4 separate regions of the Homo sapiens genome follow, and all the other regions are linked to region 1. Evidence: chromatin loops called from intact Hi-C (ENCODE). Cell type or tissue: IMR-90. All regions are shown on one strand.

Region 1 (5,000 bases):
ATCAAAAATGCTCCATGGGTTTAGTGCCAAAACTCATTTGGCAGAAAAATCATACCTGATTTGATATAAGACTATTTATAGTTATTATCCTAATTTAGGTGAACATTTGTCAGTTTTCCTGCAGAAATATTAATATGCTTGATTAACAAGTATTATAGAATATGGTATATGCACCATATTACTTTTTTAATATCTGAAAAATGTTTGAATTCCAAAACACATATGGCCCCAATTGTTTCAGAAAAGGGAACTGTAGACCCATGAAAGAACACTGCAAATAGACATTGTATCTTACTGGCAGGAGCATTCTTTAAAAGCCTGCCCTTTAAAGGACATGAACAGACATTTTTCTAAAGAAGACAACAACAAGTGGCCAACAAACATGAAAAAATGCTCAACATCACTAGTTATCAGATGCAGACAAATGCAAATTAAAACCACAATGAGATACCATCTTACACCAGTCAGAATGTCTGTTAAAACGTCAGAAGACAACAGATGTTGGCAAGGATGCAGAGAAAAGGGAACGCTTATATACTGCTGGTTGGAATGTAAATTAGTACAACCTCTATGGAAAACAGTGTGGAGATTCTCAAAGAACTGAAAATGGAATTACCGTTCAATCCAACAATCCCACTACTGGGTATCTACCCAAAGGAAAAGAAATCATTATATCAAAAAAGTACCTGCAATCATAGGCTTATCACAGCACTGTTCACAATAGCAAAGTCACAGAATCAGATTTCTAAGTGTCCACCAACAAACGATTAAAGAAAATGTGATATAATATATATATATACACACACACACACATATATACACAATGGAATCCCACTCAGCCATAAAAAAGAATGAAATTGTGTCTTTTGCAGCAACATGGATGAAACTGGATGCCATTATCTTAAGTGAAATAACCCAGAAACAGAAAGTCAAGTACCACACGTTCTCACTTATAAGTGAGAGCTAAATAACATGTACACATGGACATGGAAAATGAAATAGTAGACATTGGAGACTCAGAAAAGTGGGAGGATAGGTCGGGGAGCAAGGGATGAGAAATTACCTAACAGGTACAATTTACACTATTTGCATGATGGTTACACTGAGAGCCCAGATTTCACCCCTACACAATATATCAGTGTAACAAAACTGCGTTTGTGCCCCCTAAGTCTATAATAATAAAAATAAAATCCCACCCTTATCCTTGGGAATATCATAGAATTATAAAATTGTAGTGTAAGGTTGCATAAATAATTGACTCAAATCCCTTCAATTTACAGATAAGAAATCTAGCCAAAAGGAGAACGAGTAAGTTTGATAAATCCATTGATCCCTGAGGCTTCCTTCCCAAAATATTACATTGCATATAATTTTGGTCTGGGTCGTCAAACCTCCTTTGACTCTCCTGAGCAGCTGGGCAGTTTATGTAGTGTAGGGTTGAGTTGGCTAACAGATATGATTCAACTGTAGACTAGCTGAGCTTCAGCTGGCTTTGGTTTCTTACAAGTCCTATTGCACTTTGGTTATTTTTTAGGTGCTACTGGCATTGAAGACCGTCTGCAGGAGGGAGTCCCTGAATCTATAGAAGCTCTTCACAAAGCGGGCATCAAGATCTGGATGCTGACAGGGGACAAGCAGGAGACAGCTGTCAACATAGCTTATGCATGCAAACTACTGGAGCCAGATGACAAGCTTTTTATCCTCAATACCCAAAGTAAAGTGCGTATATTGAGATTAAATCTGTTCTTCTGTATTTTCAAAGGCATTGGAACATTTGAGATTTGATGTATGCAAGGATTAAAAAAAAAACAAAACAGCAACCGTTAGCTTTTTTTGTTGTTTGTTTGTTTGTTTTGGTTTTTTTGAGACGGAATCTTGCTCTGTCACCCAGGCTGGAGTGCAGTGGTGCAATATCTTGGCTCACTGCAACCTCCACCTCCCAGATTCAAGCAATTCTGCTTCAGCCTCTCAAGTAGCTGGGATTACAGGCATCTGCCACCACGCCTGGCTAATTTTTGTATTTTTAGTAGAGACGGGGTTTCACCTTGTTGGCCAGGCTGATCTTGAACTCTTGACCTCAAGTGATCCGCCAGCTTTGGCCTCCCAAAGTGCTGGGATTACGGGGTGAGCCACTGTGCCCTGGCCAGCAACCATTAGCTTCTTGATAATTTTTTCTATCCAGAAACCTACCTTGTGCTTGGAAGGATGTCTATTCTTCTAAAGGCCTGATGGAAAATTATAATGATTCAGAGGAATCATTGCTGAATAAAGGCATTAGAAGAAAGTTTTTTTTTTTTATTTGCTTTCCCCCCTCCACACTGGATTACCAGGGATCTGACAGGACTTAGCCCAAAATGAGAAAATATATCAAGTCCTGGTACAGGAATCTACCTCCCTTTTAAGATAAGAAAAAGTGATAGTTTTTATTGAAATCAGGTGAATAAATTATTAAATATTTTATGGCAATTCTAAAAATAGACTCAGGGAAATCGTGCCCTCTTGTGGTAATTCCTAGGTAGTGCTCCCGAGAATATCATAAGTTTGAAGAACTGTTTAAGGGAAGAGGAAAATGTCATTTTTTAAAAAAGAAGGAAATTTAGGAGGCTTAGACTCAGCCCAGTTTTTTCTATTTTTGCCTCCCGCTAATCTCTAACACCAATGTTTAATCAGATAAATAAGGGTTTTATTTTTCTCAGAAGCCTTCCAGTATAGTGATCCCCTCCAAGATTTGTGCACATTGTTTATTTTTCTTGAAAAACTTCCTCCCATTCTTCTTCAGCAGTCAGACTTAACCAGTGATATCAATCCCATCACTGCAGTCTGCCTTCTTTGAAATCTTGTGGAGCTTTTCTTCAGGATCACTTCTTGAGCTTTGCCTGCTCAAGGCTGCCATGATTGGTTAACATGTTTTCGTTTGTTTATTTGTTTGTTTGTTTGTTTGTTTTGAGGCAGCCCAGGCTGGAGCGCTATGGCGCGATCTCGGCTCACTGCAAGCTCCGCCTCCCGGGTTCACGCCATTCTCCTGCCTCAGCCTCCCGAGTAGCTGGGACTACAGGCTCCCGACACCACGCCCGGCTAATTTTTTGTGTATTTTTAGTAGAGACGGGGTTTCACCGTGTTAGCCAGGATGGTCTCGACCTCCTGACCTCGTGATCCGCCCGCCTCGGCCTCCCAAAGTGCTGGGATTACAGGCGTGAGCCACCGCGCCCGGCCTGGTTAGCATGTTTTTATGGTCAGACCTCAACCAGCACTCAGCTAAATGGTACATTTTGAGAAAAGGGAAAAATAGAGTGGGTTCCCCTTTACGGTGGCCCAGTGACCCATAACCACAACCACCAGCCAACTCCCAGTAGCTGCAGGGGGCAGAACAGAAGAAAATGCTTAGTCATTTCAGTCACCAAAAGAATGTAGCCTAGGTGGCTGGTAAGACTAGGGATCAAATGCTTGGCCTGCCGCTGACTGAGTATGTGGCCTTAGGGAGTTACTTACCCTCCTGTGCCGCTTTTTCTTTACTCATAATGGGAGAGTAATGACTGTTTAATGGGGTTTTTGTGAGCATTAAATGAAAAAATATAAATTGTTTAATGCGGTGCCTATCAGATGAGAGGGGTTCAGTAAGCATTAAAAAAGAAAAATAGAGATTGTTGTGAACAGTAAAATCTTTAGGACTGTGAAATTCATTTATAATGCAATATATCCATATAAAAAAATTACACTTATACCCTTAAATTTATATAAATAAAAAAATTATTTATAAATACACAATTTATCTTATGTTTAAAGGCATTTAAAACTATCGATTCAAGAAGTATTTACTGAGTACCTATAATTTTTTTGCTATCGATAGCTATTCCACATGTGTGAATTTTCCAAATAACTAAACAGAATACAACAAACATAATTTAGTTTTATCACAACTCAAGATAAAAAGCCAGGCACATAGTATGGGCTCAGTCACTAGTATTTAACTCTTTTCTTTCCACCTCCCACTCCTAGTCCCTCAGGAATCACTAAGAGTTTAAAAGGACTTGAAGATCATGGAGCCCAGTGTGTCACTTAGTGAAGGAATTGCTCCTATAACATTCTAAGCAGGCAATGTGGCAGCCAGTGGAATGTCTGAAGTTACTTTTGTGTCATCTTTACAAATTTCCATCAACGTTGTTCTTCAATTTACAAATTAGATTATAAGTGTTGCCAGTTGCAAACTTTACCTTTTACTCTCATAAAAGTTTTTTTTCTTCATTTGTTTTAATATAGTCATATCCTGTTTGTAACTAGTTACTGCATTGGAATATACAAAGGCCTTTCAGGATTGGTCATTTAATTTTTTAAGTTTTATTTTTGTAATTTCATTTAAATTTTTCTCCTCAGATTGGTAACTTTCTATCTTCATAATTTATATTAGAATCTACAAAAAGGCTTTCCATACCTGATCTCATTTGACAATTACAACAAATAGACATAGAAGATAAATTATCTGTTTTATAACCTGAGACTCCAAATGCTTGTGATTTCTCTAAGTACAGCTGATTACTAAACTTTAAATTTTCTGATTCCCATTACAGTATATTTTCTAATTATATATTACATATTACATATATACAGTTGATTCTCCTTATTTGTAGAGTTATAGTTTATGTAGTTGCCCCGAGCTCTGAATTAGCAAACACTGACCACTGCTTTTAGAGGAGATACAAAGTTAGCTTCCTCTGATTACAACATACTGTCAACAATCAATACATGACCTTGTTTCTTCTGAAATGTACCTTATTTAATATGCATATTAATGATTCATTAACGTTAAATGCATTGCCAACAGACTGTAACTTATACCCAAACAAAGCTTATCTAACATGGGTAAGTTCCCCCCATAGGACACATCACAGCCTTTTTTGCTTGGAAACACTGCAGCCCATGATTGGGAGTCATTTTAAACAGCAAAATCACTGACAAAAAGCAGAAAGATGCAAAAAATATGGCACCAAATAGCCCATGAAAAG
Region 2 (5,000 bases), 180 kb before region 1:
CATATTCCTACCCTAGAACCCAGCTTGAAGGGTCAGAGACAGACACAGGCCTTCCTAAATTCACATCTGACTTTTTCTTTCCTGTCTATTTCTCTTTCCCCCCTTCCCTGCCCTGAAGTGCCTTTAACTAGTGTATGTGCTGGGGAACTTATGGGTGAAGAGAATTATTTAGGAAGTTTGTATGTGTAAACATGCTTCTATCTTACTTTCTCGCCAACAGTTTCTAAACCAAAGAGCAAAGAATTTGCAAAAAATTACAAAGATTGTCAGATGCGAATTTCCCCTGTATCCTCCCCCCTCCAAGTAGTGTGTGACCACATTTTTATTGTCTAGGCTGGGGGTAGGGATAAGGTGCTTGGATTATAGTGAAGAAATTCTATTGTGACTGAATTACAAAACGATTTTGCATCTTCCCTTCTTAAATCTTCTATCCTAATAGAATAGAATCTAGGTATAATTATGCACCACATGTTACATCACCAAAACAAATGGTTTTAACATGAGCCATTCTACCAAACACAGCATCTCATAGCTATAGGCCAGGGTTTTTCAACATCAGCAATATTGACATGTTGGGTGGAATAATTCTTTTTTCTAGGCCACTGTACTGTTCTTTGTGGGAAGTTTAGCAGCATCCCAGGCCTCTACCTACTAAGTACCAGTAGCACTCCTTTCACAACCAAAAATAGACATTGCCAAATGTCTCTGGCAGGGGAAATCACCTGAGGTTGAGAATCACTGTTGTAGACCCACCCTGACACAACATGTGATGCCTATGTACTTGGAAGCATTCTTCTAAGCGTTTTGATGATGGATTGCTTCTAAGAAGCACTCTGTAGCTATCACTTTGCAAAATAACCTCTTTTATCTTTCCTGTAAGTCAGGTAGCACAGATTATTGGCCCCATTTCCACAGAGAGAAACTTGGAAGCATTCAGCCTTCCCAATCAGGTCATGGAACTCTGTACTTCCATTTTCTCCATCTGAAAAAGTGAAAAGTATCATCACTGCTTTTCTTCCCAAGCCTGAGATTGAGCAATAAGTACAGAGCATTGCCCTTTCCTAACTGCTATTCCCAAACTGTTCCATCCCAGGCAGCTCTAAAGACCAATTCATATTTGCAGGACTTCCTATTTCATGGACATCAGAAATAAAGCCTTCAACATAAACAAAATTGGCAGCTAGCCACGTATTTCATCAATGTAACTGCCAAATTACATGGAGTAAAAAATCAATTCTAGCAAAACCAATAATAATCGAATCAGTTCTTTTCCTTCATGCCCAGACACAATGCAATTTTTAAAACACAGACATTAATGTGCCCAACATGCCTACTACAATAACCTCTGTGACACCAATCTAGCACTTGGGAATGAGTGCAGATAAGCTATAGATACAAACAACTGTGAACTGTCAGCTTTACAACATTCTATTCACATGGATTTCAAAAGCCAAGAAATTATACAAGAAAGCATGACAGTTTGTGAATCTCAAAAGCACATAGCCTCCTAGTTGCTAAGGCTATCCAACCTGATTCTAGAGAGGATCCAAAAACCATGCCATATTTGAAGACAGCTGAGAATTGCCAGAGAAAAGCTATTTTTCTAGGAAAGAAAATCCACTATTTTCTATAGACACAAGAGCTTGGTAGAATATGATTATTGGAGGTTGTGTGCAATACCTCTGTGAAAACTCAGGTCAGGGACCACAACTTTGCATCCACAGATGAGAAAGGCATCCAATTTAAAAATTGAATTGGGTAGCAGCTCTCAATAAGTATCATCTGAGAGTGAGTGAATAAGGGATATGAGACTAAAATGATAGATTATACCTAAAAAAAAAATCAGGGACTAGGCAAATAAGTTAATAAAAATGAAAATTAAATTCTGATCTGATATATTAGTAATTTTTAATTCAATGCATCTTATTGCTTCCAGTTGTAAAATCATAACTGAGAGATGTGAAGAATGGGTTCATATCATTTATGGCACATAGATTTTTGTTCATTAATATGCATAGCTAAAATAGCGGGCATATGAGCTACCATACTCCTCAAAATGTTAGTGAAAGTATTATAACTTAAGCATTAAATATACCAAACAGGTCATTTTTTATAGTTACTTTAGTAATCAACTAGAGTTGCATATATTCAGATATATTTCTAGCTAAAGATCTGAATATGTGACAAGGTCTATTAATCATAATTGTTCTAGTGTCACTTAACATAAATGAATTTTAAAATAAAACCTTGTGAGAATCAGTGATCCAAAACTAAAATCATCATGAAAACCTAAAACTCCTGTAACTAAAGGAATAAAATCTTCACAGTATCATGTCGCTGCCTATGAATCTGGAAGATCTTGAGTGCCCTCTACAGGATATTTAAATAACTTTGATGTTTATTTTTCCCAAACAGGCAATTTCTAGAACGTAAAAATAACGTATCAGGTTTTATTTTTTAAATGATTACATATTCACCACGTAAAATTTTTGAAAGAAAAAATCATCCATAATATTATCATTCATAGATAACCACTATTAACTCTTTCCATATATAATCTTTGTTATATGTACACACACACATACATTTTTATTATATTTTTCTCTTAACAACATACCATAAACATTTTGCCATCACTGATTTTGGCAGGTTGAGGATTTTTTTTAGATTTTAATGGATTTTCCAAAAATGTGCTTTATTGACAAATCACTATTTCTCATCAGAATTTCTCAGTGAAAAGTGACCCCCACACCAAAATAAAAAAAAAAAAAGGAAAGAAGGTGAATTTAAATAAAACAAAACAAAACTCAGTAACCACTCAAGGGTGGGTTCATAACCAATAAAATCAGGATACACATGACTCTTCAAACCAAAAATACCATAGAGATATTCTGAATAGTTTCCCACATTGAGGATATAAGGTGGTCTTAGAAATTAAATTAGGTAAATAAGACTGTTATCCAAACTATCAAATCTGGGGTTTCAGGCCAAGAATAACACTGTTAGTGCAGTAAGGTTAAAGTAGTAGTACATTTAAGTTAGCTAGATAAGTGCCTCTGTTTCTATTTTACTTGTCCATGATCTTATTATCCTTAAAGGTAGTTTACACTTCAGAAAATAAAGGCATATTTGACACACTAAGTGCCTGTCAAAATCAGAGGTGACTCCCTTTTCTACACTAGGCCTGATTTTGTTTTTTATTTTTTAAAATAAAGCAATGATGCACATCTTTAAGGATGCCAAATAGATTAGGCATTCTTAACACTCAATTTGAAAACAATCTTTAAAAACATTATGATACTGACACACTAGTTTAGCTTCTTTGCACATGGGGTTAATTCCTTTTCATTTGTCCTAGTGAACGCTGTCATTACACTTTCCGGAGAATATTAACACGAAAGACTTTGCCTACAACCAAACAAATGTTTCAAAGTGGAAAGAGGTTTCAATCTTCCTTTTTAACCAGAGCAGAAATTACTGGCAGAGGCAACATCCTATCATAATAATGCCATGACCTCATCTGAGACTAGTTGAACAGCAAGATCCTCTCTATTCCATGATAACAATAATAAGTCAAGGTTGTCTGAATTTTGAAAGAGATTTCTCACAAACTTTGCAAGGAGTACATGTTTTATTTGGTTACAGTACTGTGAAACTCATCTTTTTGAGAAGGTTGTACCCAGATCTCAGTGGAAATTAAGAACAAGAGTAAACAGTCACAATTTATTTTCATTTCTCACCTGAGATTATTTTAAGAAGGGAGGTGCCGAGAATTGAGATGTTTATTACATGTATAGACGATGCAACAGGATTTCAAGACTGTAAAAGATTTGACCACAGGTATCTAAGAGAAATCTACTCTGTGATTATTAAAATAAATTGAAAACTCTGAACTGCTTTTACTCACAACATTTCTGACACCAAATGTTTGGGTTTGCCTCACACCAACCAATTCTCCTACTCTCTGGACACCAAGTGGATCTCTTACAATTCAATTCTGATTCTAACACTCAAGAGTTAGACTCCAGAGTCAGACTCCACAGGTTTAATGCCTCGGTCCCAGAAGACTGCATTCACTTCTGATGCCATTCACAAGCATTGGGTTCCCGGGTTACCCACAACTCTGTCCTACTTAGCTTCAAATCAGGGGCTCCCACAAACCTCCCTCTAGGTTTGACAATTTGCCGGAATGTCTCACAGAACTCAGGAAAACAGTCTACTTACTACTACTGGTTTATACAACTCAGGAGCAGCCAGATGAAAGAGACACATAGGGCAAAGAATGGCAGGGAGTTGTGGGGGTGCAAAGCTTTCATGCCCTCTCCAGGCATGCCACCCTCCCAGCACCTTGATGTGTTCACCAGCCTGGAAGGTCTTTGAACATTAGTGGGTTTTATGGAAGTTTCATCACATAGGCATGATGGATTATTAACTCAATCTACAGCTTTTCTCTGCTCTCTGGAGGTTGAGGTGGGGACTGTGAAAGTTTCAGGCTTCTAATCTGGGTATGGTCTTTTTGACAACCAGCCCCCATCCTGAAGCCATCTAGATGCTCACCAGAATCACTGCATTAAAATGAGAGATGCTGCTGTCACCCAAGAAATTCCAAGATATTTAAGAGCTCTGTGTCAGGAATGAGGGACAAAATCACATATATATTTATTATGCCACAGAAATAGATGACTAAGGATTTTTTTCTGAGACATAAAATATTCTCCCCTTTGACTATGAAGACAAATAAAATGTAGAGGCTACAAGCTGTTTGTTTTGAGATTTTATTGATAACAAGCACATCAATACAGACAATAAGATTTTTAGCATTTGCAGGTGTGATTATCCTTTACTTCACTGTGTATTGGGGCCATTGAGTAACCGTCACTGTGATCTTTGGCTAGCAATGTACCTAAAACATATGTACCTACATAAATTAATGCAATATAGCTCCATTAGCATGTATAAAGGAAAGCAGACCTTGTGAGTGGGAGGATATTATCATGAGC
Region 3 (5,000 bases), 54 kb before region 1:
CTAAATCAGAATCTCCAGGGGAGAGGCTTTGGAGACTGTGACTAACAGGGGCCCCAAGTGATTCTTATCAGGGGGTCTTGGGCAACAGAGGACAAGTGGAATACAGTTCGTTCATGAACATTGTTGGGATGAGTTTTGGAGAGAATGGTGAAGAATGAGATTAGGTAGTATGAAGGTCACTTTATGTCATGCCTGTCTTTTTGATTGTTCGGTTTTCTGTTTGTATCCTACCTAATGCTGCTACTTCTCAGGCATTAATAGGTACATTGAACTGAGCATTTACTTGGACAACTTTAAATTGAAAGCTTTGGACCTAAGCCCAATGTATAAGATTCCCACCCTTGACTTATCTGTGGCTTGAGAAACACTTAAACAGGAGAGTGGGGAAGAGGATGAGCATTGTTTATTTATAGCATGTCCCTTGACTATTAATCGTGTTTCATTTTATTTGTTAGAAGACTGAGTAGCTACTAAGTAGTACAGCTAATATTTGAGCCTGGACTTACAGAGTAGAAGAAATGTGATTTGTCAAAAAGTGGTGAGCAAAGTGCTCATTCCTTCATTTAAAACGGGTGAACTGCAAAATGCAGGGTTGGAGTCAAGGTCCATAGTAACCTCTGTTACCATATGAAGATGTGTGCCCACCATTCCCTTGATTCTTTTAAGAAAAACCAATTATCAATATTTTATGTGAATTTATCTCTATTTTAAAATCTTGCTTTTATATGTGTGTGTGTATACATGTATTTATGTTTATAAAACAAAACCATGTGCTTGCCGACACTCTGATACAAAATAAGTCATTGGGTAGAATTTTGCTGTAGGACTAATGGTTTGTGACCACTGTGTTAAATCATCTCTGAAGTCTAAGCCTTAAGATATTATGATTTGTGATAACGCTTGATGAGGTATGACTTACTGATTTGCTTTCCTATCATATCTTAAAGAAATTTTCCTCAATATTTATGTGGAGCTTTATTAATAACAGAGGCTTCTCCAAGTACTAACATACTTTTAACTTTGTTGGAAGTGACAGAGAAAGAGTGAAAGGCTCTTTCCTGACTACTGTGGGCACAGTGCTGCCCTCCCCTGAGCCTTCTTGTCCAACTGCTGTCTTTCAGTAATTTTCTACCATAAGATTCTGTTTTCTTCTTCTTTTTTAAATCTGATATTTTCAAACATTGAAAATATTATTTCTTTTTATTCGTTTACAAAAACATCCACTGAAATAAAATAATTTAAAAGATCTTTATAAATATTTTATCTTTAGCTCTCTGTAGAACAAATACCTATTTCTATAGGAAAAGCTTTCTGTGTATAACATTATTGACTGAGGGAGAAAGGGTTGTAAGGGGAAAATTTTGTTTTAAAAACTTTTGAATTGACAAATACAAATTGTATGTATTTATGGTGAAGAATGTGATGTTTTGATATGTGGATGTATTGTGGAATGGCTAGCTCAAGGTAATTAACATATGTATTACCTCACATACTTTTTATTGTGGTGAGAACACTTTAGGTCTACTCTCTTAACAATTTTCAAGTGTACAACATATTGTTACTGTATTAACCATAGTCATCGTAATATACAATAGATCTCTTCAACTTATTACTCCTTTGTAGCTGAAATTTTGTATTCTGTAATAGTCTGTTTTCTGCATTTGGGGTTGTGGATCTATTTAGGAACATGGATCTATCCATTTCCATGTATAATTTCAGCTTTGTGTGAAGCCACACACTATCAGTATCTTTTTACCAACATGTACACTAACATTAGTGGATCTTGAAACTAATTCAATGCATCCTAACTAGTACTAATATGAGAGAGAGAAGAAAGAAGATCCCTGTATGCATTGCAGGTGGTAAGGGTAAGAAATATTTCATAGAACTTTTGTTTCAGGGGTGTGTGTGTGTGTGTGTGTGTGTGTGTGTGTGTGTGTGTAAATTCTACTTTGCATCATAGAATGTATTTCTTACTGGGAGAGCAGTTAACGCATTTCAAAAGCCTCTGATCTAGGATGACTAAATAGATCCTTGGTCATTCCTGCCTAGTATAAGAGTTTAAATTTTAAACTAGCAATTTGAAAGGATTTTCATCATATGTTAATTACCTCCAAGCCTAGGCTTTTCTCCTCAGTCATTTCAAAGCACTTCTCTGTCTAGCTTAAATCTGTCCTCTGATCCAAGGGTCACTTTTCAGGAGAATGACAGTGCTGAAGAGAGAGTTCTTACAAAATGATGAGCTGCCCAGCCTTGGAGAGTAGGAGAGAGACTCTTGTAGGCTCTAGAAGGGGGCCATGGAGGGCAGTGAGCCAGCCCTAATTCTATCTTCACCAAAATTCCTTGAAAATGAAAAGAAGGAATAAAGGAGAAAGGCAATGTGGGAGTAAATAGAGAATCTCATGTACATTTAAAGATATTGAAAAGTCCTAAAGAGAAGGAGACCTAGAAATACTTTTGCAATGAAATGTTTTGCAGTCGTTATGGGCTTGTTTCTTAGGAACTGAGTGACTTGGGGAAAGATGTAGTTCTTGTCTGGGTTGTGGAATAAAAAGCTGATTGTTTCTGTGAACCAGTAAGTATGTTTGCTAGCGTGAGGTTATTAGTCAGACACACCACAAATTAGCAGAAGTTAACACCTCCTGTATTTGTTTCATGTTTGTTTAGTTAGTCCTGTTTGGACTCTCAAGAAATTGTATTTCAGAATTTAAAAAGGGAAGTGAGATTTAGATTGTTGTATGAGATTGTGGACACTAGAGGGATAAACATTCTTATGTCTTAGTAAGAATTTAATGGCAAGTGAATGCTTCCTTTTAAAGTTTCCAGAAATAAATCAAATTGTGCTGATTTCAACCTTTTAAAAAAAGTCACATTTGTCATAATGGTAACCTAATGTGCATTATGTGAAACTAATGAAAAGCACTTAGTATTTATGTTCAGTATTTTCTGTTATCTATTGATTCACTTATAAAGCACTATCTTATGTTCTTATTCTGGGGGAGAGTTCTAGATATGTTATGAACTACATTAATAACTCAAGCTGCCATTGTGAGCAGCCAGTTAAAAGAACCAAGCCACTTTTGTATGCTTGGTGAAGTAAAAACCAGCTTTTCAAATATACTTCGGAGGCAGACTTTTAAAAAATTATATTGAAGAGATAGTAAATGTTATTTTGGCCAGTCAATCTTCATTGATTTAGTTATCTATAAATAAATATTTTAGAGGCCAAAATCCAAAAGAACTGTTTTTTTTTCTTGTTCCTATTATTAGTATAAAACCGATGAGGCTGACATGAATATTTTCTCTCATGATAAGACGGGCTATCTATTGTGGGTCCAATATCCAGGCACAACTACATATACTCAGAGGCTGTTGTTCTTCCCATCAAAAGTGATTGTCTGCCTGTAATCCCAGCTATTCAGGAGGCTGAGGCATGAGAATTGCTTGAACCCCTTTCTTTCCTATTTTTGTTTTGATTAACAAACTCACATTTTGTTTTGATTAACAAACTCCAGGTAGGGCTGCATTTCTTGGAAAATAAGGAAACCTTAGAAATAAGGAAAATAAGGGAATATGTTATCAGTTTGATTTTGTTTTGTAGCAAAGCACCCCAAAACTTAATGACATAACATTTATTGATTCATAATTTGATGGGTGGGCAAGTCGGGCTGAGCTCAGCTGAGACATCTTTATTCTAATTTGTGCCTTCTGGGCACACTCGCTTGTTAGTGGTCAGTTGGCAGTCAGTGGTGTTATTTATGTATTTATAGAGGCTATGGTGGTAAATGGGGCAACTGAGGCATGTGGTGTGGGCTACAGTGGTTCCTAGAACAGTGAGAGAGAATAAGCTCCAGTGAACAAGCACTTTTCAAGCCTCTATTTGCTGTCTTGTTTACTAGTGTTACATTAGCTGAAGCAAGGCACATGGCCAAGCCCAGACACCACAGGTAGAGAAAGACTCTACCTCTTGATTGGCAGAGAGTTATGCTTGCAGAGATAGGAAGAATTTGTGGGCATTTTTGTAATCCACATAGAATGGGTTTTTTTGATGTCCTATGATTTATCAGACTTTATGCTATGTGACTTACCTGTTATTCATTTAGTCCTCAAAACAATTTCCTGACATGCCTGGCATTATGCCCATTGCAAAGATGATAAAACTGATGATCAGAGAAGTTAAGAGACTTGCACAAATTAAGCCCAAATTGTTTGCTTCAAGTTATGGAATGGCCTTTTAGGTGCTGTCTCTTGTTAAGCAACATGATCAGATGCTTAGCCCATGAGGCAGAAGATGTATGCTTTATTTGGTTAAAATGGAGTTCTAAAGACTACTTTTACTTTCTCCCTTACATGTTGAACCATTGGGTCATATATTTATTTGGTATAGAAAAAATATTAAAATTTCACTATCTTTGAGACGTTTCAGAAGCTCATGGAAGTGTGGTTTTTGTTTGTTTGCCAGGTCAGCTACACAACCTGGATCTTACCACAGTTTGGATATGACTGAGGCTCTCCAATGGGCCAGATATCACTGGCGACGGCTGATCAGAGGTGCAACCAGGGATGATGATTCAGGGCCATACAACTATTCCTCGTTGCTCGCCTGTGGGCGCAAGTCCTCTCAGACCCCTAAACTGTCAGGAAGGCACCGGATTGTTGTTCCCCACATCCAGCCCTTCAAGGATGAGTATGAGAAGTTCTCCGGAGCCTATGTGAACAATCGAATACGAACAACAAAGTACACACTTCTGAATTTTGTGCCAAGAAATTTATTTGAACAATTTCACAGGTACTGTTTTATTTTTGAAGAAAACCTTAGAATATCATTCTAGTTGATATATAACATATTTTTCATTTTCATAACCCTGTATATTACTTAAACCTAAGACATGTGACATCATCCTTGACAATTTTGATACAAATCTGTTGTGGAATGATGACTCCTCCCATTCACGTAGCACTTTCCAATTGGAAAGGTGTTTTCTCTTTACCAGAAAAGA
Region 4 (5,000 bases), 630 kb before region 1:
CATGAAGTAGATGGTGAGTGAAAAAATGGAGAAATAGAGGAAAGAGAAAGAAGAGCAGCTAATAAAAGGGTGATTGGAAGAAGCCAGCCTCAAAGGGCAATTCACAGATACTAATAATATATGAAGTGGGTAGATTATATACAATTAATTGAAATCTCACTTTAGACATAAAGGTTTATTCTACAAATGTATTCTTTTTTAGTATACTCATCTAGCATGTTTAAAGTTCAATTCATATCTCATAAATCATGACTTCAAGGTCGCTGAGTAGAGAAGGAAAAACAGCCTCACAAAACAGAGCCAGTGTAGACTCTGACAGGTGTAGAAAGCATTCGTCATGTCAGCTTGTAGTATTCTTCTAAGCAGGGTGCAGTTGAACTAATGAGAAATTGTAGCCTAACATATGGCACTGAATTTGGGTGGAGAAAATTGAAATCAAAATTGACATCAACCTGAAAGCTGAAGAACCATTACTTATCCTGCAGTTTTCCTCTATACAGAACATTGTAAATGTCACCTAATTAATCCTCAGATTTTGAATCTCTTGTTACAGAAAAGGATAGTAATTAACTGATTATCATTGATCCTAAAATATTATATACATGGTGAATAACATAAAAAAAGAACAAGGTATATCCTCAAAATTTAAAGAGCATATATAATCATTGGCAAGGAAACATACATACACACATGATACAATAAAAAATATAATGAAAGGTAAAATATATTCAAGAACCAAACTATGACCAAATGCTGAATATCCCAAGAAGAGAAGAAAAGAGAGTAAAATGATAAATTGGACAAACAGGAAAGAAATACATTTTTTTTTCAAATATAATATGATAGTTGCATACCATCTTCTTCTTTCAGTCAGTTAGGTTGTCCATGACCTTTAGAAATCTGTATGTTTCCTAATACCAAATTCTAAGGACTGGAGACTTTCCCTTCCAGCCAAAATGAAGTAACAGGAACTAAGTCTACTTTCCTGCCTAAAATGACCCCCAAAACTTAAAACAAATGCAAAAAAAAAACCTGTTGTTTGAAGAAACTGGCCATTAGACAACACAGAACCATAATCACCGAGAGGGAAGAAACAAACTTGAGAGAGTTGCCATGCTGTGGTTTAGGAAAGGAAAAAACAGAAAAAAACTGGCAGGCTTCCTGAACTGAAGAGATGAAGTTGAGAGTCTTGGGAGACCAAGATGGCTAGAGTTCACAGGACAAAGTACCAGAGATAAGAATGCTAAACAAAGAGAGAACTCCAAAGATCTAAAGAGAGTCCCCATTGAGTATTTTACTAAGCAAAGATCAGTTTATGGGTGTGAGGTAACTACCCAAGGCTGAAAGGAACCGTCCAAAATGATTAGAAGAAACAATACCTGACATTCACCCAAAGCCAGGAATAGTGCATGTTTCCACCTGCTGCACTAGAAAATGTCAACATTCATGTAGCATTTGGTAGAGTACGTAGAAGTTCCTGTCTTAATAGTATAGTATAAATAGCCTCAAACACTGCTCTGGTATTGTCTAATGAATTTTAAGAGCAAGAGTAGGAAGGATCAAACTGACTCTAAGTAACTTTACTGCCCCCCAAAACAAAGTATTAAAACATTTAAGTTCTTTCGTTCTAGACCAGTATGCTTCTGGAATGTCCTGAAATCTTGTGAATTGTGTTCTATATAATAGACTGGCTTCAAAAGTGACACCAATTCATCATTTCTCTTTATATTCCTGCCTCCATATTCATGCTCCACATTCATGTCCAGGAGCTTACCCACTCCTGACCCATCCAGAGTTGGAGTCTATTTTTCCTAAGCTGGCTAATGACTTTCTTTGTTCAATAGTATGTGGCGGAAATGATAGTTTGTCATTTCCAATTCTTAACCTCAACAGTTCTTACTTGCTTACACTCTTTCTGGAAACACTGACACCACCACCATAAGAACAGGTCAGCCTGGGCTAGCCTGCTAGAGATTGAGAGCTCATTTGGAGAATAGCCAGTTATCACAATGAGACAAGCCTAGAACATCCAACAACTAGCTGACACTAGATTCATGAGTGTTCCGTTAAGAGAAAATGAGCTGCCCGAGCAAGCGTAATCAACATCAACAGAATCCACAGTTGATCCACAGATTTGGGAGCAAAAATAAATATTAATTGTGTGTACCTGAAGTATCATTTTTTTTGTTATGCAATATTATTGTGGCAATAGATAATAGATAGATGAGTTAGATCAAAGGTCCTGATGGGAGGTGCTGCCAAGGGCTCGTGAGGGCGGAAGTTCCTCAGACATTCTGGGATACTTAGAAGATTGGCCTGCCCAGAACTCATAGAGGACCTTTAGGGGGCACTGTTGCCTAATCCACACGCTAGCTGAAGGACCAACATATTTTGCCCTTCATAATCCCACTCTATAAGAATTACAATATTTTAAAACAGAAAGGGATTTCAGTGATCAACTTATTCCATTACCTCATTTTCCAGTAGAGAAAAGTAAGAACAGAAAGGTTACAGGTCACTGGAAGTCATACAGCAAGTTACTTACTTGGTGTCTGTTCTGCCTCACTGTAGAGGTTCTCTACTCACAAATGTGGAGGAGGCTTTAAAGAACTTAACAAGCTGCACATATTTGAGTCAGTCAAGTACTCATAGTAGTATAATGTTAAGAAAAATTATACAAGACTTGGACATCAGAAAAAAATACAGCATGTCCTTTCAATGTCATAATAGAGTATTGTTTAACAAGCCCACTCAAGGATTATTAAGTCTTTAGAATAATTTACTTGAGTTTGATTTTGCCATTTAATATTTTATTAGAACCCAAACACTGTCAAGTTAACATATTCAATTATGGATTCCTGTCTAGTACAAAAGATCATGAAAGGTTATGGTTTTATTGCCTTGTCAGACATTAAGCACTTCTGTATTTAACCTACCAGTCTTATTTTACTTTTCCTTTTAAAAAATTGCCTATACGTAGCCATTCCTCAAAAAGATTTTGAATCCATTTTACCATCTAAGTGGGTCTCTCATTAATTAACAATTGAACCAATCTTGGAGACCTGTCCATTCATTATTTGTATGTCATGCTTTTGACAGTTGGAAAACTATATTCTGATGATATCTACTATTGGATAAGTTATAAATATCGAAGAAATAAAATCTTACATTTGAAGAATATGCCTAGAGAAAGAGGAGAGTCTAAGCAAAAATAAAAAGAATCAGTCTAAGGTGGTTAGAAAAAAGAACAATGAAGTAAGAGACTTTTTGAGAGTGGGGTGTGCAACATGAACAGTACCAAAAAGATTACTGTCTGAAAACAAAGATCAAGTGTTTTTATTCCAGTTTAAAAGAAGTAATGAGCTAGAGTATAAAGACTGTCTTATCAATCATTGTAGATTAATGCACACAGTAGGCACCTATTTCATATTTGATAAATTGCATTAAAATGGATATCCTATAGAATCAAGATCCTTTTTCAAATTAGAAAGTGTCAAAAATTTTTATCTGATCTCCAATTTATTATTTCTTTTTCTATGGGACACATCTTTAGAATATTGCAGGTAGTGCCTAAGGCATTTAAGTTATCTTGACTCAATCCCAAGTCTGGCTGAGAATGCCTTAGAAGTTTCACTATTCTGTATATCATATCCTACATAAAGGAAAGTGGAATTAGACTGATTTGAGGCTTAAATCATTGCTCTCTGCCAAGCAGTTAAATGACACTCAAGTTATTTTTGCAGTTATGTCTCAAGTTTTACTCTGTTAAAAGTAGTCATTTTCCATGATGACAGACCACAAAAGGAATAAGGTATCTGCTGATCTATCTGGCACACGACTCACTGGGAAGAATATTCACCCAGCTTTCACATTTTGGTGCAACTAATGTGTCAGAGTGATGTTGTGTTTCGTACAGAGTGTAGAGACTTCAGTGGTTCTATCATGATTTAGCTGATGCACAGTGGTTTCGAACAAGAAAAAGCACCTAAGCTTCATTTGAATTTTAAAAAATGATTTAGTTTGAAATTACTTTGTCATTAGTCACAATAGCCTGAAGCAAGAAAAGAGATGCAAGGTGGTAGATTTAAACATTACCAACAAATTAAAGCAGCAACAGGCAAACAGGAGCAGATCCAGGCAATTCGTCAGTCATGACTGTGATCTGACACAATTTCTAAATAATTTTTATCAACTGCAAAAAAAACTCATCTCAACTTATGACTCTAGCAGCAATGAGATAAAGTGACTAAGATTAGGTCTGCAGAATGCACACAGCTACATTCATATTACTTGCTTGAGAAGCTAATGAAGTTTAATAAAATGTAACTTAATCCTTGTAAATTAAAAACTAACAAGACTGATAACGAATAGGTTTATCTTCTAGAATATCAATGAGTCACATACTAAAAAAAAAGAATCTAGTAATATAAAGACATTTATTCAAGATCATTTGGACAGGACTTCATGGGTAAGCCACACATCTTATTTAATAGGGAAATAAACAAATGTGGTAGAGCAGCTAGAACTAAACTCCAAGGTAATGATTTACTGAGAAATATCAACAGCATTTTTAGAACGTGCTACACGTAGAAATTTTTAACACATCCCCTCCAAATAAACATGCTAAATATTTTATATACCAAGGCACTCTATCATATATTGAGCTCCAAAATGTAGAAACCAAAATGCTGAGTTCCCTATTTATTGTATTTAATTTCCTCCCAATGTTGGCATTTAATTCAATGTTTGTATTTCCATAAGTTACAGAAATACTACTTTCAATATCAGGCACTGGGATAAACTTTTGTTTTCCATTTGGGATTACCAGAAAAAGAAATCTTAAAGAATCCATTCATTTTCCCTTTATATATTTAGAGTTGAGGGTTTAAAACATTAGAATTTCTTTAAGATAGGTGACTTTGTGATTACTTTTGTTTCATACTGATTCCTAGTGTTTCCTTTTTATTTGTAAATGTTTTGTATGGTAGACACATGGCTCC

The links. Peaks named below come from ENCODE experiments on the same cell type or tissue, not always from the same donor. Only the 100,000 strongest peaks of a DNase experiment are listed, where the experiment ranks them.
Region 2: it touches region 1 in a loop (2.7-fold over the local background); 13 of 110 quality-filtered maps call a loop at or near these places.
Region 3: it touches region 1 in a loop (2.1-fold over the local background); 13 of 110 quality-filtered maps call a loop at or near these places.
Region 4: a loop joins it to region 1, with 4 times the contacts of the local background. A loop is called at or near these places in 4 of 110 quality-filtered maps.

What each region holds. Positions count from the first base shown.
Region 1 is chr4:47,562,047-47,567,046 of GRCh38, forward strand. ATP10D (ATPase phospholipid transporting 10D (putative)) reads left to right here. Exons shown (of 23, transcript NM_020453.4): 15 at 1,535-1,719. Among named protein-coding and RNA genes, the nearest start is that of ATP10D, 79 kb to the left of the region's middle. RefSeq lists a silencer at 3,197-3,386. In IMR-90, a CTCF peak has its summit at 2,506 (motif pointing left); no DNase peak of the experiment used is centred here; H3K27ac peaks cover 447 bases.
Region 2 is chr4:47,381,659-47,386,658 of GRCh38, forward strand. All of the region lies in intron 5 of GABRB1 (gamma-aminobutyric acid type A receptor subunit beta1), which reads left to right. Among named protein-coding and RNA genes, the nearest start is that of COMMD8, 80 kb to the right of the region's middle. In IMR-90, a CTCF peak has its summit at 2,358 (motif pointing left); a DNase peak (open chromatin) is centred at 2,343.
Region 3 is chr4:47,508,042-47,513,041 of GRCh38, forward strand. ATP10D (ATPase phospholipid transporting 10D (putative)) reads left to right here. Exons shown (of 23, transcript NM_020453.4): 2 at 4,463-4,789. The coding sequence starts at 4,500. Among named protein-coding and RNA genes, the nearest start is that of ATP10D, 25 kb to the left of the region's middle. In IMR-90, a CTCF peak has its summit at 2,762; no DNase peak of the experiment used is centred here; H3K27ac peaks cover 167 bases.
Region 4 is chr4:46,929,816-46,934,815 of GRCh38, forward strand. The region is part of intron 8 of GABRA4 (gamma-aminobutyric acid type A receptor subunit alpha4); the gene reads right to left. Among named protein-coding and RNA genes, the nearest start is that of COX7B2, 23 kb to the left of the region's middle. In IMR-90, a CTCF peak has its summit at 2,341 (motif pointing right); a DNase peak (open chromatin) is centred at 2,366.